Regions from separate parts of the Homo sapiens genome. Here region 2 is linked to region 1. Evidence: chromatin loops called from intact Hi-C (ENCODE). Cell type or tissue: IMR-90. All regions are shown on one strand. Links, peaks and the distances in the headings refer to the core of each region. The heading gives the core; the rest is flanking DNA. Region 1 overlaps SPATA7 (spermatogenesis associated 7). Region 2 overlaps PTPN21 (protein tyrosine phosphatase non-receptor type 21).

Region 1 (8,346 bases), core at 282-8,281:
ATGGGTTTTCTTTTTCCTTTTTTTTTTTTTTTCTTGAGACAGCATCTCCCTGTCACCTAGGCCAGAGTGCAGTGGCATGATCATGGCTTACTGCAGCCTTGACCTCCCTGGCTCAAGTAATCTTCCCACCTTAGCCTCCTGAGTAGCTGGGACCAGAGTTGCATGCCACCACATCCAGCTAATTTTTGTATTTTTTGAAGAGACAGGGTTTCACCATGTTGCCTAGGCTACTCTTAAATGCCTGGGCTCAAGTGATCCACTTGCCTCTGTCTCCCATAGGTGTGAGCCACTGTGCCTGGGTATTTTTGGATAATTTTTAAGTTAGAAATGCTTTCTCAAAAGGCAATGTGTCAACACCTTTTAGTATGGCTACTATTAAACAAATAGGAAAAAGCAAGTGTTGGGGAGGACATGGGGAAATCTGAATACTTGAGCATCATTAGTCATAATGGAAAATGGTGCAGCTGCTATAGAAAGCAATATGGTCACTGGGTGCAGTGGCTCACGCCTATAATCCCAGCACTTTGGGGGACTGAGTCAGGTGGATCACTTGAGCTCAGGAGTTTGAGACAAGCCTGGGCAACATGGTAAAACCCTGTCTCTATGTAAAAAGGCTGTGGCAAAATTAGCTGTGCGTGGTGGCTTGCGCCTGTAGTCCCACCTACTTGGGAGGCTGTTGGGAGGCTGAGGTGGGAGGATTGCTTGAGCCCAGGAGGTGGAGGTTACAGTGAGGTGAGATCGTTCCACTGCACTTTAGCCCCAGGGCAATAGAGTGAGACCCTGTCTCAAAAAAAAAAAAAGAAAAAAGAAAAGAAAAGAAAATAGTATGGTAGTTTCTCAAAAAATTAAAAATAGAATATATGATTTAGCAATTCCACTTCTAAATATACACCCAAAATCTTTAAAAGGAGGGTCTTGAAGAGGTATTTGTATACTCATGTCCATAGCAGTATAGTTTATTCACAACAGCCAAAAGGTGACTGTAACTCAAGTGTCCATCAACTGACGAATGCATAAGTAAAATGTGGTATATACACAGAATGGAATTTTATTCAGCCTTTAAAAAGGAGATTCTGACTCATTACAATATGGGTGAACCTTGAGAACATCATGCTAGGTGAAATAAGCCAGTCACAACAGAACAAACACGATATGATTCCACTTATATAAGGTACCTAAAATAGATTCATAGAGATAGTAAGTACAATGGTGACAGTAGTCAAATTCATAGTGATAGAAAAGAATGTTGGTTTCCAGGGCCTATGGGAGGAAATTATTGTTTATGTGGCACAGGAATTTCAGTTTTGCAGTATAAAGAGAGTTCTGGAGGTAGTAGTTATCATTGTACCACAATATTAATGTACTTAATATTGAACTGGACACTTAAAAATGGTTAAGACAGTAAATTTTATGTTATGTATATTTACCTTAATTTTTTTTTAAAAAGGTAATAATGTCCAAAAATTACTTACACTTTATGCTGGTACTCACGCTTACTGGAACCGAGCAGTCTACTGCAGCTGAAAGAGAAAGGTAATAGTTTAATAATATTGTCAGTATTTATAAATGACAAATACCAAATGTGGAAATCACAAAATGTTCCAGACCTTGCAGCTGTTTATCATACTTCTAGCGATGGAAAACACAAGATCCTTGATTAAAAATACACTGTTGGGATTAATAACTCATTCAATACTGCAGAAGAAAATACTAGTGAACTTGAAGACATAGCAATATAAACTACTCAAAATGAAACAGACTTAACATACTTATAATGTAGTCCCAAAACAAGCTTGGGGAAAAAAAAGCAAAATGGAAGACTTACACTACCTGATTTCAAGACTTACTGTAATGCTACAATAATTAAGGCAGTGTGGCATGGGGCTTAAAGATAGACATATAGATCAACAGAACCAAGGAGTTAAGTCCAGAAACAGACCCACACATATGGTCAACTGACTTTCAAAAAGTACTAGGACAATTAAATAGAGAAAAGATAACCTCTTCAACAAATGGTACTGGGAAATTTGGATATGAAGAGGCAAAAAAACAAAACAAACAAAAAACCTCAAAACCCTTATATCACACCATATACAAAAACTAACTCAAAATGGATCGCAAATTTAAATGTAAGGGCTAAAACTTTAAAACTTCTAGAAGAAAACATATTAAGAAATTCTGAGTGACCTAAGGTTAGGCAAATATTTCTTGAACAGGTTATGAAATAACCTGTTTAGTTTATAAAACTAAAAAACTAAACGACTTCACGATTTTCATGTCACAAAATATTTTTCTTTTGTTTTTTTAGTCATTTAAAAATATAAGCATCATAAAATATAAACTAAAATTTAAAAACTTTAGCTATTTAAATGAGAAAATAAAAATTTAAAAGACATTAGTCAAAAATTGGTGAAATTCAAATAAGGTCTGTAGTTAATGGGATTGCATCAATATTGATTTCCTGGTTTTGATAACTATACCACGGTTTTTAAGATTTTTAACATTAGTGGAAGAGCAGAGTACAGGGTATATGGTAACTCCCTATACAATTTTTAAATGTTTATGTAAGTCTAAAAATTTCTCCAGAATACGAATTTTAACAAGAAAATGAAAACACCAGCTACAGATTGGGAAAAAAATATCTGCAAAACATATATCTGATATAGAATCTGTATATAAAGAAACTCACAACTTAATACTAAAGAGACAAACAACCCATTTTTAATAATGGGTAAAAGATTTGAACAGTCATTTCACCAAAGAAGATATACAGATGGGAAGTAATAAGGCAACATCACTAGAAATCAGGGAAATGCAAACTAAAACTATGAAGTGATACTATTTCATATTCACTAGAATGGTTAAAAAAGGACTGTCAACGCCAAGGGTTGGTAAGGGTGCAGAAGTAATGGAAATGTAAATGGTATATTCACTCTGGAAAACTGTAGTTTCTTATAAAATTAAACTTATACTTAATATATTACCTCACAGTTCTACTCCTGACACATAAATTTACCCGAGTGAAACGTAAACACATGCGCCAAAATTATATGTGAATGTTTATAGCAGCTTTATTCCTAATGGCCAAAAGTGAGTCAAAACAATCCAAATGTTTAACAACTGGTGAATCATAAACAAATTGTGGTCTATTCATTAAATGAAATACTCCTTAACAATACAAAAGAATAAATGGTGGTACACAGAACAGTGTGAATTAGTCTCAAGATCATTAAGATAACTGAAAAAAGCCAGACCCAAAACGATACATGATTCCATTTCTATGAACTTATAGAAAAGGTAAAACTATAGGCGAAAGAGCAGATCAGTGGTTGCCAGGGATTTGTCAGGAGGGGACTGACGGCAAAGGACTAGGGGGAACTCTTTGAGGTAATGGACTTTTTCTATATCAAGGGTTGGCAAATTTTTTCTACAAAGGGCCAGGTAGCAAATGCTTCAGGATTTGCAGGGTGATACAGTCTGTTACAACTGGTCAACTCTGCTTTTTAGTGTAAAAGCTGCCACAGACAATATGTAAAAGATTGAAAATGATTGTTTGTCTATGGATAACTACATTTGAATTTCAGGTCACAAAATACTTTTTTTTAAATTTTTTGCTACCATTTAAAAATATGAACACCATTCTTAGTTCATGGGCTGTACAGAAACAGGTGGTAGGAGGGTTTGGCCTGAACGGTGTAGTTAGCTGATTCCTGTTTTACAGCATGGTTGTAGTAGTATTTATACAAATGTGTTCATTTTTCAAAATATTTATCTGTACACATTATAATCAATGCATTTTATAATGTAAGTTTTATCTCAATAAAGCTGACAAAAGAAAAAAATTAAACAGAAAAATAGCATCTTCTTTGTGCAACTTCCATAGATGTGTAAACAAAAAAGCAGATTATATATTTTCATATTAAAAGCAATATCTAACAAAATATTATTAGCAATAGAGATAAAAAACGAAATAAAATAGGCAATATATAGATTTCAAATATAGTTAACAAAAATGGGTATGAATTTGCTAAGTACCTAGAGTCAATAGTTTGTATCACACTAAACCAAACAAATACAAATCCTCTCATATATATAAGGTATTCATTTTTGCTATAGATATATTTTAATGAGAAGTGAAGCTGGAGGTTTAAATTGAGTACAGAGAGTTCACATTTGCACATTTTTACCTTTGGCTGAAAGGATTTTATTATAGTGAACAGCCATGTGATTCTTGACCAGCTGGAGAGTGCTTAGTCTGAGAGAAGAGGAGTCAGTGCAAAAAGCTAAAAATTAAAACATAATCATTATATATTTAAAACTAATATAAAAATCATGAGATAAACAAGGCACTGATTATTTAACTCATTCTTATAAAATGTTCTGAAATTCAACCAGAGATATTGATATATGACATTGTGATGTGAAGCTTTAATCTTGCACTGATAATGCCAATGAGCTATTGACCATTTGGGTTCAAACCTTCCTGAGAATAAAATTTTACAAGCCTGAGACTCTGGGGAAGAGATTCTAGGATATGATCTGTCATTACATTTACAGAACTATTTTTTTTTTGACAGCTCTCAATCTTCTAACTAAGGATGTTTAGCTGCTTGCTTAATTAGTTACCATTGTTAATACTTAATCAACGGAATTTCAGAAATTCAATGACTACCAAATCCCAAAACCCTACATACAAAAATTATATTCCAAGAAGCAAATTTCTAACTTAAACCTGAAAACAAGATCTACATACCAGTTTACTACATTCTTTTTGAAGTACTAAAACTATCTTATAACAAGTGTAATCGCAAAGAAATTCCATGACATTAAACTCCTTGGTCCTCATTCAAACTGTTTAAAAGAAATCTTAGAAATAGTTAAGCACTTACACACAAGTATAAAATATAAATATAGGCAAAGCTTTTTTAAACATTAAAAACAGTTTTTGAGAAGTAATACACGCAATGTGGTTAAAAAAATTCAACAGCTAAAATGGCATATGGAGTTTGAAAAAGAAGTGATTTCTCTACCCTGACCTTTAGTCTCCCTTCCCAGAAATATACTATGTTACTGTTTAAATGCATCCTTCCAGAGACTCTGTGCATAATACAAGCCTATGCAATAATTACGAGCTTGATGCCACTACTAAAAATATTTACTGAATAAATGCCATTTACCATGCATTGTTCTAAACTCTTTATATGTATAAACTTATCTAGTCATTATTATTATCATTTAATCGAAGTGAAAACTGAGGCACAGAGATATGAGTTACATCTTCAAGGTTACACTGCTGATAAAGGATGCAGCTTCCATGTGATCCAAGGCAGCCTCATACTTAAAACCACCATACCTATACCAGCTCTATATATATATTCTTTAAAAGAAAGTTAGCAAACTTTACATATTGTTCTTTATCCTGATTTCTATGTATGTATATTTTAAATCTAGTTTTAACTTTTTATTTAAAATTTAGTTTTTAAAGTTTATCATTATGGCTATGTTACATACATATATATGTTACATACATACATAGCCACAATCATAAACTTTAAAAAATACACTGTAATACAAAGAAATAAGTGAGGCAACTGAAAATGAGATCCTTCCACCACATTTGGAGGTAACAGTATCAAAGATTTTTCCTGTAAATAAGGAAAATAAGGCTTTAATTATTTTGCCTAAGGACATAGACTTATACTTCTAAGGTATAATTACAAAAATTTATTTTAAAACCTACCTTAAAAATGTACCTTGAAAGCTTTAAAATATAAAAATATCACAGCACCTAGAAATCCAGTTGGATAAAGAGGCCCATAGGCCTTTGCTCCTAATAGGAAATGTATTATTCAAGTGCTCTTTTTCTCTGCACAGCTTTTCCTTTTCAGTGCTTGCGTCTTTAATACCTGCTACTCACCATTTTAACAAGGCAGGTATGCCTTAAATCAGGGTAGTTTCCTGGCAAAAGTAGAGCTGGGCTGCTGTAGCAGCTGGGAGCAGGAGACAGCCAAGTCCACATCCAGGGCACAATAATAGTTTGAAATCATAGACTCCAAAATTCTCTAATCTCAAGAACGCCTATATTTCATTAAAATTAATAATATGAAGTTCAAATATTCGTCAAATGAAACAATTTTTCCATCATGTCATATAATTTGCCAGTAAAGGAAACACTCAGACAATCTTCTAACAAAGCTGCCGTTTTAAGCACCTCACTTACCATTACTTTTGGTGCTCAAGTGTCCTTTAAATAGGCACGGTGGACCATATCTGGGAAGGACAGAGGTTGCTCTGACTTTTAACAAGAAAAAAAAATCATAAATTAGGATAAATGAAACACAACTTTTACAAAAACAACAATATTCAATATTTTTTAAATAATAAATTTATCACAAAATAATTTCTTTCCTAAAAGGTGATTGCGTTTTTAGTAGTAATCTCCAAAACAGGAAGTCTGAGTTACAGCATTAAATGTAATTTAATATGCAAAATATAAATGCTTTATCCCCCAAACAGAGATGTTTTAAGAGGGTAAGATGGCTAGTTTGCTATCAGGTGGGCTGTTAAAAGCTATAACAAGGAGGACACATAGAAAGTCTAGAAGATATATGGATGACTAAATATAGAAAAAAGAAGTATCGAGCTAGGAGAACTAAAATCTAAGACCAGAGAACAAAGCTTGTCAGAATAGATTAAAACAGAAAAACAAACTGAGGTCAGAATATCTATGAAGCTCTTTCTATGTCACAGGTCAGAGTGCAGGAAGGAAAAAAATATTTAGGACAATACAAGTCAAGGTGATGCCATCTGAACTGGGAAAAAAGATAGTCATGAAATGAGCATAGCTTCTACCAAGAAAGAAGGAGGGTAAGACCTAAACATAAGAAAAAATACCAACAAACTCTCAGAAAAACCTCATTTCTCCAGATAGAAAGAACTGTGACTTTTTTCTTGTCCAGAATTCAATGCCTCTTCACCTGGAAATGACAACTCAACTTTCCTTTGGGCGACTCTTCCCTTACTCTTAGCCCAGGTGGTTCAAATAGAGCTGACCCCACTGTCAGGGTTAGGCATAAAACCCAAATGTGGACAGCTGTGTTGACAGCGTCAGCAATGCTATGCGATCCAAGTCCCAACATGAGATACACAATCCTGGGCCTTTGACAGGAACTATTAGGAAAGGTACTTTCATTTCACTGGGCTTGCTAAACCCAGTGAAGGGTCTAAGCAAGCCCTGTATTGCTGGTGGCCATCCTGAACCTTATAAAGGAACCTGTCTGAGAATGAAGCCTACACAGTCAAGTGGAACCAAGATAGAAAGCGATTTCTTGGTGACATCATTTGAGTACCTGAGGCCAACCATGTTTGAAGCTCTTCCTTCCCTAGACGTTTCTTTACATTAGCCAAAAAAAAAAAAAAATTCCCATTTTAGCTTAAACCAGTATGAGTTGATTTCTTCATTTGTAGTCAAAAGGCTAATTTATTGAGTGGTAACCCTGCCAGGCAGTGCTCCAAGCACTTTGCTGGTATAAATTCATTTAATCCTTACAATACTATAATTCTCCCTACTTTATAGATGAGGGTAATTGAAGCACAGAGGTTAAACTTGTAATTTGCCAAAGATTACACAAGAATGTGACAGATTTGGGATCTGAACCCAAGCAGTCTGTTTCCTGGGTCTTAATCATTACACTATCTTGACCAATATAAACTGCTCAGTACTTGAACCATGTTCTAAGCTACTAAATCATGTGAAACAGACCAAGAAGATATCTCAGCTGTATGTAGTTTATTCCCTCCAAATTCCATTCTATTCTATGTATGTTTCACTATAGGTCACAGAAAAAGGAAAAACAGGTATACCCAGAGAAGTGTGAAAGGATGAAAAGAGAATGAAAAAAGGCTGGAACCTAGTGATAATGCTCTGGATAGAAATGCTTCCCCACCCATCTGTAAGTGACAGCTGTGAACAAGGTGGTTAATATTTGGCCCCAGGAATCAATCCAGCTGCTCTTTAGCATAAGATGGTGATAAGAACAAACATGGAATTTAGATGTTCCTTGATGTCTATGTTCCCTTGTCTATTTACCATCAGACGTACACCAAGGCATATACTCATTGGTTTCTAATATTCCTATAGATACATGTCATATTAAAAATGACAGAATTAGGGCTGAGCACAATGGCTCGTGCTTGTAATCCCAGCACTTTGGGAGACTGAGGCAGGCTGATCACCTAAGCCCAGAAGTTCAAAGACCAGCCTGGACAACATGGCGAAACTCTAACTGCACAAAAAAATACAAAATTAGCTGGGTGTGGTGGTGTGTGCCTGTAGTCCCAGCTACA
Region 2 (8,346 bases), core at 334-8,333, 75 kb before region 1:
ATCGTATGACATAAAATGGAAACATTTGTTCATAGCTGTTGGAACTCATTATCCGTCCCCTAGATTTACTTACTGTTCCCCAGGAGAATTCCATCTATTAGGGGTCACAAAATTGACCACAGATCTAGAGAAAATGAATTCAACAAATTTCTTTAGGCCAATTTTCAACTTTAAACAAAAGTTTGCATTATATTTCTCACCAAAATGATTGTCTTTTGTTCTTTTAACTCTTGTTGTTGTGGCTTTTTAAAATTTTAACTTCATTTTCACCTAGAATTTTGTTTCTGTTTTGGTTTTGGTTTGGTTTTTTTGAGATAGGTTCTCATGGTTCACTGCAGCCTCAACCTCCTGGGCTCAAGCAATCCTCCTGCCTCATCCTCCCAAGTAGATGGGACCACAGGCATGCACCACCACACCTGGCTCGTTTTTTAATTTTTTGCAGAGACGGGGTCTCACTGTGTTTCTCAGGCTGGTCCTGAACTCCTAGGCTCAAGTGATCCTCCCTCCTTGGCCTCCCAAAGTGCAGGGATTACAGGCATGAGACACCGTGCCCAACCTAGAATTTTCAATATTATACAGTGCTAGATTTGAAGCAGAAAACAAGATTTCAAATATACAGTCAAAAGGTAGCCACGACGTGTGGCTGTATTCATGTTATTACACATATTCTGTTTTATAGTGTAAAATTCTGGAACAACGATTAGAACAAGGAATGGTATTCACAGAATATGAAAGAATTCTTAAGAAACGGCTAGTTGATGGGGAGTGCTCAACAGCACGACTCCCTGAAAATGCAGAAAGAAATCGATTCCAAGATGTTCTTCCTTATGATGATGTGAGAGTGGAGTTGGTCCCAACTAAAGAAAACAACACTGGTTACATCAACGCATCACATATTAAGGTGAGAGGAACGCCTCAAGTAATCAACAGCACATGCAGTTTCAGTTAAGTTACAAGAATGGTAAGAATTGTATTCATGTCTGTTTAGAATTCAGATATTTTAAAATTTATTTTTATTGTATTGTTTTAGATAAACACCCTAGTTTTAAACATTTGTGACAAACTGTACTGCAAGCTGGGAAATCCACATACCAGTGCTAGATAAAAAGCGTCTATCAGACAGAGCCAAAGTCATGTCTACTCTCCATGTGCGAAACCACTCTGCCCCCAACACTGTTACCAGGACTCAGGGCGCACTTATTTGCCCGGCTTTTTTTTTTTTCTTTTGCCTTTTTTGAGATAGAGTCTTGCTCTGTCGCCCAGACAGGTGGAGTGCAGTGGTATGATCATGGCTCCCTACAGCCTTGACCTTGTGTTGCCTGGCTTTAGAACTTTGTCCTTCTAAATCTGAAGACCTCTTTTTAGCTCATAAATTCTGGGAGCCACTGAATTGCTAGTTTTTCCTCATCACATACTGACATGCATTTTTATGTAACAAAAGTGTCTGGGCTTTTTGATGGTGTTCACAAAAGCTTTCAACTTACCAAGGTGCCATCTGTTCTCTTTACATACTCTTTATAATAATTTTTAAGTATCATTTTTTTTCTTTGAAGAAGTGCTTTTTTCCTGGAACCAGTATAATGCCATTAAACTGGGGTAATGTTTATGGTGAGAGATAGGGGGTCCAGTTTTACTTTTCTGCTTATGGATATCCAGTCTTCCCAGTCCCATGTATTTAAGAGGCTGTCCTTCCCTAGTGTATGTTCTTGGCACCTTATCTGGGGTAATATCACTCCTATGAAAATGGACAAAATGATGATTCACAACACATGATGGAATAAAGCCAGATGTTCCCTCTTCCTCATTGTACCCTTTGTTCATGCTGGCCACATTCAATTCTTTATTTTGGGAAGGAGAAATCTCATGGTGAGTGAATGAGTAACTGTGGACAGGTGGTGGTTTTTTTCTTTAGTTTGCAAGTATTATTTGAGAAGGGAACAAGCTGACACCAAGGCTTTCTGGAGACTGGCAGTCTGCCTGTGAATGCCAGTACCCCTTGATGGCTTTTGGGAATCTATGCACATACTATTTTGTTTTTAAATATAATATCAGCATAATTTACTTAAAAACCGAGCATTTCCTTGAAATAACTCATCCAGTCTCTCATGACTAGATGGATAAGAATGAATGATACTGTAGTTCTGTAGTGATATTTCAAAATCTTCAGCAGCCACTTGCAGAATAGAGGAAAGAATTTGATAGACCTGGGTCTGACGCCTAGATCTAAAATGAGGTGGGACCTCACTTTATAAGCTGTGTTGTGGGACCTCATCTCACTTACATGGAAATAAATAAATGATGACACCTACCCTGCCAGCTTCTCACTAGTCCCCTCCTCCTCCCTAGTGTTTATTCACTGTTATAACCTGGTACTCATCCACAGTGGCAGCCACTGGGTGCTCAGTGAGACGATGTGGAGCGGTGACTAGGGGGCTGGCAGCCCTGAGTGAGAGTGCGTGTGGCACAAGGCTTGGCACTGGGTTTTACGTTTAGTGAGTGTTTGGAGACAGTTATTGTCGTCACTCAATATTGGTGAAGCCAAGATTTAACCCAGGTCTCTTAACCACAAATCTAGTAATTACTGTTGTATTAGACTGCTCTCAAGGAAGTTAAATCTGAAGTGGAAACTTAATATTATTGTGGAGAGTGACCTTGACTCAGAAGTTCAGAGGTGAGACTATCTTAAGTAGGAAGGTTTTTTTTAAAGAAGAGGCACCATGTCTGCAATAACAGCTACTTATTGAGTTATGTGCCAGGTACCATAGATACTGACTCAGTCCTCACAATGACCCTATGACGGTAGGCAGTATCTTTATTGTATAAATGAGAACTGACATTCAGCAAGGTTAAACAGGTTGCATAGATATTATGTATATTCACAGTACCTAAGTTTATAAAAATGTCAGTAATGCAAATTGTATTCACAAGGGAAAAGATGAAAAGTCTTTCCTTATTCTGCTGAATAATCCAGTTTACTACTTTTTTACTTTTTACTTTTTTAAAAAAACTTTTTTAGTACTACCATGAATGCATGCATACATACCTATGTATATTATACCCACACATCAATTTTTTTAACCTTTTCTAATCCCAGGTCTCTGTCAGTGGAATCGAATGGGATTATATTGCCACACAGGGACCATTACAGAATACCTGTCAAGATTTTTGGCAGATGGTATGGGAACAGGGAATTGCAATTATAGCAATGGTGACAGCAGAAGAGGTAGGTACTTATTTCTCTTAAGTGATTTTCTCAGCCTCTGAAGAACAGTTAATGTTAATCATCTGGAATCCTGACCTGTGGAGAAAAAGGCAGGGTAGGGTTGTGGTTCTGTTTCAGATGTGCCGTCTATGTGAGAAAGGCATCCATTGCCGGATCTCGAGTCATTTAACCATGCTCATCTTTAACAGGAGGGTGGAAGGGAGAAGAGCTTTAGGTACTGGCCACGACTTGGTTCCAGGCACAACACTGTCACCTATGGAAGGTTTAAGATCACGACCCGGTTCCGCACAGACTCTGGCTGCTATGCCACCACAGGCCTGAAGATGAAGCACCTCCTTACTGGGCAAGAGAGGACCGTCTGGCACCTCCAATACACAGACTGGCCTGAACATGGCTGTCCAGAAGACCTCAAGGGATTTTTATGTGAGTGACTTTAACTTTGTTCCGAGGACAGCTGCCTCTGGAGGTGTTAAACAGAGAGGAACATTTATGTTTCCGAAATATTTCCTTTATGTTATCTCATATAAGCTTCGGACTTGTTTTAACATAAAGAATACAAGTGTTTTGGGGAGGGTTAACGAGGTTTATAAATTATGATTTGGTAGTGAGTAGAATGCCACAGCTGACTCAGTATCTCCGTCATTTCATTTTGTAGATCAGAAAGTGGACAGAGGTAGTGACTTGCTCAGGGTCACACTGTCCCTTTGTGGTTGGGTTTGGTTCACTGGCACCCAGTGCTCTTTATCTGCAGTCCTCTTAATCAGTGGAGAGAATATGAAGATTGAGTCAACAATGTGATACGCCTTGATCCTTGAGTACTTTTCTATTTCATTGATTTTCCACAGCATATCTTGAAGAGATCCAGTCTGTTCGACGCCATACAAATAGCACAAGTGATCCCCAAAGCCCCAACCCTCCGTTGTTGGTCCACTGCAGTGCTGGGGTAGGAAGGACTGGCGTGGTGATTTTGTCGGAGATCATGATCGCCTGCCTGGAACACAATGAGGTGATGGCGCTTATGATCACCTGGCCTTTTTGGGTGGAAATGAGGCTGGGGAAGAGAGGGACATAGTGACTTAATAGCTCTTTTTGCGCACATTTCCTTGGACTGTGGTGGCCTCAAGATGTTACTAATGTTCCCTGCAAAAGGCTGTGTCTTCTTGGAGAGTCTCAGTACCAATTAGCATATTAAAGACTAAGAAGTCATACGATAAATAAAGCTGTTTAATTTTGTTTTACTTGCCCAGGGTTTTTCAAATTTGAGCTCAGAATTCTTTTTCTGTTTACATTTCAAGGATGATTCATGCTGCCCAGAGCCCTTGAGGGAAATAGCTAGATACTGATAGCACTTAGCACACTATGTTTTTGTATAATTTTGGTATTTAGTGAGACATGGTAATTATGTCCAACCATACAAAGTCAGTGAGCTACACCTGGGGAATGTTGAAGAAATAGTCTGCATGGACATTCTATTTATAGCTAAAACTAATCAGAAAATCAGAAGTAGGCAATCATGGCTTATTTCTAGAAGACGCTAAGGTGGAAAAGAGACTGTCCATCTCCCAACCAGGTTTCTGCCAGGACACTCGTGTCCTCCCATCCTTTCTGTCTCCCCAGGGGAACACATTATCTTCATTACCGTTTCTCTCAACCTAGGTGCTGGACATCCCGAGAGTGCTGGACATGCTGAGGCAACAGAGAATGATGCTGGTGCAGACTCTCTGCCAGTACACATTTGTGTACAGAGTCCTCATCCAGTTCCTGAAAAGCTCCAGGCTCATCTAAGCTCCCACAATTTCTTACGGGGCCAGTCATGTGAAGCGTTTACAGCTTAAAAAAAAAGCGCTTGCCTAACTCATACTTTCCCGTTGACACTTGATCCACGCAGCGTGGCACTGGGACGTAAGTGGCGCAGTCTGAATGGCGGCACGCTGAAGGAAACGTGCGAAGCACAGGCTGAAGAGGGGTTTCTAACCTGGGAAAGGTGCTCAAGGAGGACTTGGTTTCAAGGGCCTTGCCCTGCCCCGGTCTGTCCGGTTTGCAGTACTTGCACACATTTTGGAGATTGTATTTTCTAGACAATTCTCTATTTTACTGAAGCTATGCTGGGCAATTCTGGCAATCATTAAAGTGCATAGATTTCTATCTTAAACTAATTTTTGATAATGGAGTTTTTATTTTATGACAAATATTTAGGGATTTTTCTAGTGAGAAACAACTTTGTGTAAGGATGATCCACAGATATGAGTTGCTCCTATATAACTTTGTATTTAAAAATCATGTTATTATCTTTTGTTATTTTTTAAAAACCTTGGGTACTTAATAATGGTTTAGTTGCCAAACTGAAAACTATACTGAGAATCTGTGTTATTTTGAAACATCAAAAGGATTTTTCTATCCAGAACATTTTTTATCCTAAAAATTCTATATAGTTGTACCTTCTGTTTTTCAAATGAGAGCTCAATTCATTTAGATACTGAAATGAGTCAGTTAATGTAAAGTTGAGGATGAAGGCACATTATTTAAAATGTAAGAGAATAAGCATTATTTTTTCAGTATTATTCATAGATCTAAATGAATTTGATTTTATTGGTTGAAAATGAAGTGAAAAACAATTGCCTAGGGTGGTTTTAAGCACTTTTTTGTTAAAAACAAATCTGAGTTTTAATATATGTGTTGCTTTGTAGATGACACAATAACAATGGGCGCTGAGAAGCGTTTTGGGAGAGATTAAGGACTAAGAGTATGTAAGATGACTAGGACAAGAGTAGGTGGAGTGTGATGGTAAATGCAGGATGCCTTCGTCTTTACAAAAATGCAGTATTATCTATACTCAGACTGAGGTGCTGGGATGGCGAGCAGGGGACCCCACAGCACTGTCCCCAGGGAATTCAAGTCCTGTGACCGCCAGTGACTTACTCCGTTTCCTTGGGGCTTTTCCCACCTCAACCTGTATTGTTTCTTTTTCATAAATAAATTCAGCATTATAGTATCATTAAAAGAAGCCTTAAAGAGGCGTATTTTTCCTTTTGGTTGAAGGAAGGGAATAGTTAATAATAGTTTTCACCTCTTCTCCCAAAAAGTACAGTCCAAATTTGTGCACAGAGATTGCTGTGGTATTCAAGAGGTACTTGCATTTTAGCTCCTTAATAATTCCCTGGCCAGTGTTAGCTGTTTAGTGCCCCCTCACCCATCCCATTTAGGCACATCCCAATAGACAGAGCCAGGCTGAGTTACAGGGGGAGAGTGTCATCTCTGGCCCCGATTAAGATGGCCTTGTCACAGTGACCGCTGAGTAGGCATGGATGAGTGGGATATTTAGCTGAGGAACCCTTTCCCTTTTCCTTCTTTTTGGGGTCTCTTCTTACAGTGAACTTCCAAAATGTCAAATCTAGGGCTGTTTCCCAAATTACACTATTCTAGGCATCATTTTGATTCCCATGTCACTCCTTAACTCACTTCCTTGAGCACTACATGTATGTTGTCAGCCACGAGACAGGACTTCCTAAATAGTGTGTGCACCAGCCTAACTCTGCCTTACCCAGAAACCAACCACCTAAGAGGAAAACTCAGAAGATATTAATGAAAACTAATTGAAAGTACGCACACTTCTCATGTAGGAACAAAATTAAAATTTTACATTTTTATTTTACAAAATTAAAAAATTACATTTTGTAGGAACAAAATGTAAATTTTGTAAATACAAAATTCTTTTTAAAGTCCTGTTTAAAGAACAGTAGAACTAAGTGAAAATATTCAGAACGAGCTCCTTAGAAGAAAGGAATAAGAACTTTTTACTGGAACTATTTTCCATCTCTAGAAAAAGTGCTTCTTCCCCTCCCCCTCCCTCTCCATGGTACGTTTTTGTGAAAATGCTTTTCTGTCAGGTTTAAACAAACAGTTTGACATAGCTCGTTGACAAGAACATATTGTAAAACAAATCTAATTAAAGAGTAATATGTGGTCTATTTGTGTTCCTGTTGTAATAATTTGATAAGTAAACTTCTGAGGGCAAAATTACTGTTTAATATTACTCTTAAAATGTTGCATGTTTGGCGTCATTCCTAAGAGCCATGTAATTTTAAACTTTTAATTGCAGTTAGTGAATATGAAAGGATTTCTGAATAAAAATCTATCCACATTACTGAGCTTTGAAATAGTATCATTTTCAAGAGCAAACTAGAACATTAAGGGTTCATAGGTTTACTGCCTCTGAAATGAGTATATTAATGTCTGCCAAACTTACACAATGCTTCATGTATCTTAGTGTCTTTTAATAAGAATTATCAAAATGTGCACTTCCACAAAACGTAGAGTTATAAACCACTGTTTTCCACTGATCAATTTTGGTATCTCTGGTATCAGTTTTCCTGATTAGTGGGGTCTTTTGATGAAATAGTTTAGCTTAGTTGGTAGTTTTGAGCACAGAAAGTACTCATTTTATTTTTTATTTTTGAGACGGAGTCTTGCTCTATTGCCCAGGCTACAGTGCAGTGGCATGATCTCGGCTCACTGCAACCTCTGCCTCCTGGGTTCGAGTGATTCTCCTGCCTCAGCCTCCTGAGTAGCTGGGATTACAGGCATGCACCACTATGCCCGGCTAATTTTTGTATTTTTAGTGGAGACGGGGTTTCACCATGTTGGCCAGGCTGGTCTCCAACTCCTGACCTCAAGTGATCTGTCTGCCTCGGCCTCCCAAAGTGCTGGGATTACAGGCGTGAGCCACTGTGTCCAGCCAGAAAGTCCTCATTTTAGAATATCATTTGGAATGCTTATTGTAGTCATTAATTTCTTCTGGAACATCTACTGTGAAGCATTCAGAAAATGCTAGAACTTAGACTTTAAAACCCTTTGGTCGAATTAGAAGCTGGGCCTGTGCTTCCTTAGAAACGTCCAGAAAGCAATGTCTAGCCAGAAACAGGAGGAGGAGGGAGGAGAGTGTGGTGTTGTGGGACTGAGTGGCGACAGCATGACGTGGCCAGCTTTTCTGTGAAGCTTTCACCATCAGTCATTTCAGAAGGGTTGAGATGTTAAATGTTCACAATATTAAGAAAATTTAAATATACAACTATGTACAGTAATATAAACTGGAGATTAGCTGCAGCTTGCCAAGAGCAGGTTTA

What was found. Peaks named below come from ENCODE experiments on the same cell type or tissue, not always from the same donor. Only the 100,000 strongest peaks of a DNase experiment are listed, where the experiment ranks them.
Region 2: it touches region 1 in a loop (5-fold over the local background); 2 of 110 quality-filtered maps call a loop at or near these places.

Annotation. Positions count from the first base shown.
Region 1 is chr14:88,389,330-88,397,675 of GRCh38, reverse strand. It overlaps SPATA7 (spermatogenesis associated 7), which reads right to left. Exons shown (of 12, transcript NM_018418.5): 2 at 6,221-6,295; 3 at 4,188-4,283; 4 at 1,473-1,520. Among named protein-coding and RNA genes, the nearest start is that of SPATA7, 7.8 kb to the right of the region's middle. In IMR-90, for the core only: no CTCF peak of the experiment used is centred there; a DNase peak (open chromatin) is centred at 4,885; H3K27ac peaks cover 3,279 bases.
Region 2 is chr14:88,464,799-88,473,144 of GRCh38, reverse strand. It overlaps PTPN21 (protein tyrosine phosphatase non-receptor type 21), which reads left to right. Exons shown (of 19, transcript NM_007039.4): 15 at 680-901; 16 at 3,095-3,223; 17 at 3,412-3,646; 18 at 4,069-4,229; 19 at 4,880-7,367. The coding sequence ends at 5,008. It also overlaps a transcript of SPATA7 not described here. Among named protein-coding and RNA genes, the nearest start is that of SPATA7, 83 kb to the right of the region's middle. In IMR-90, for the core only: no CTCF peak of the experiment used is centred there; DNase peaks (open chromatin) are centred at 1,774 and 4,574; H3K27ac peaks cover 3,084 bases.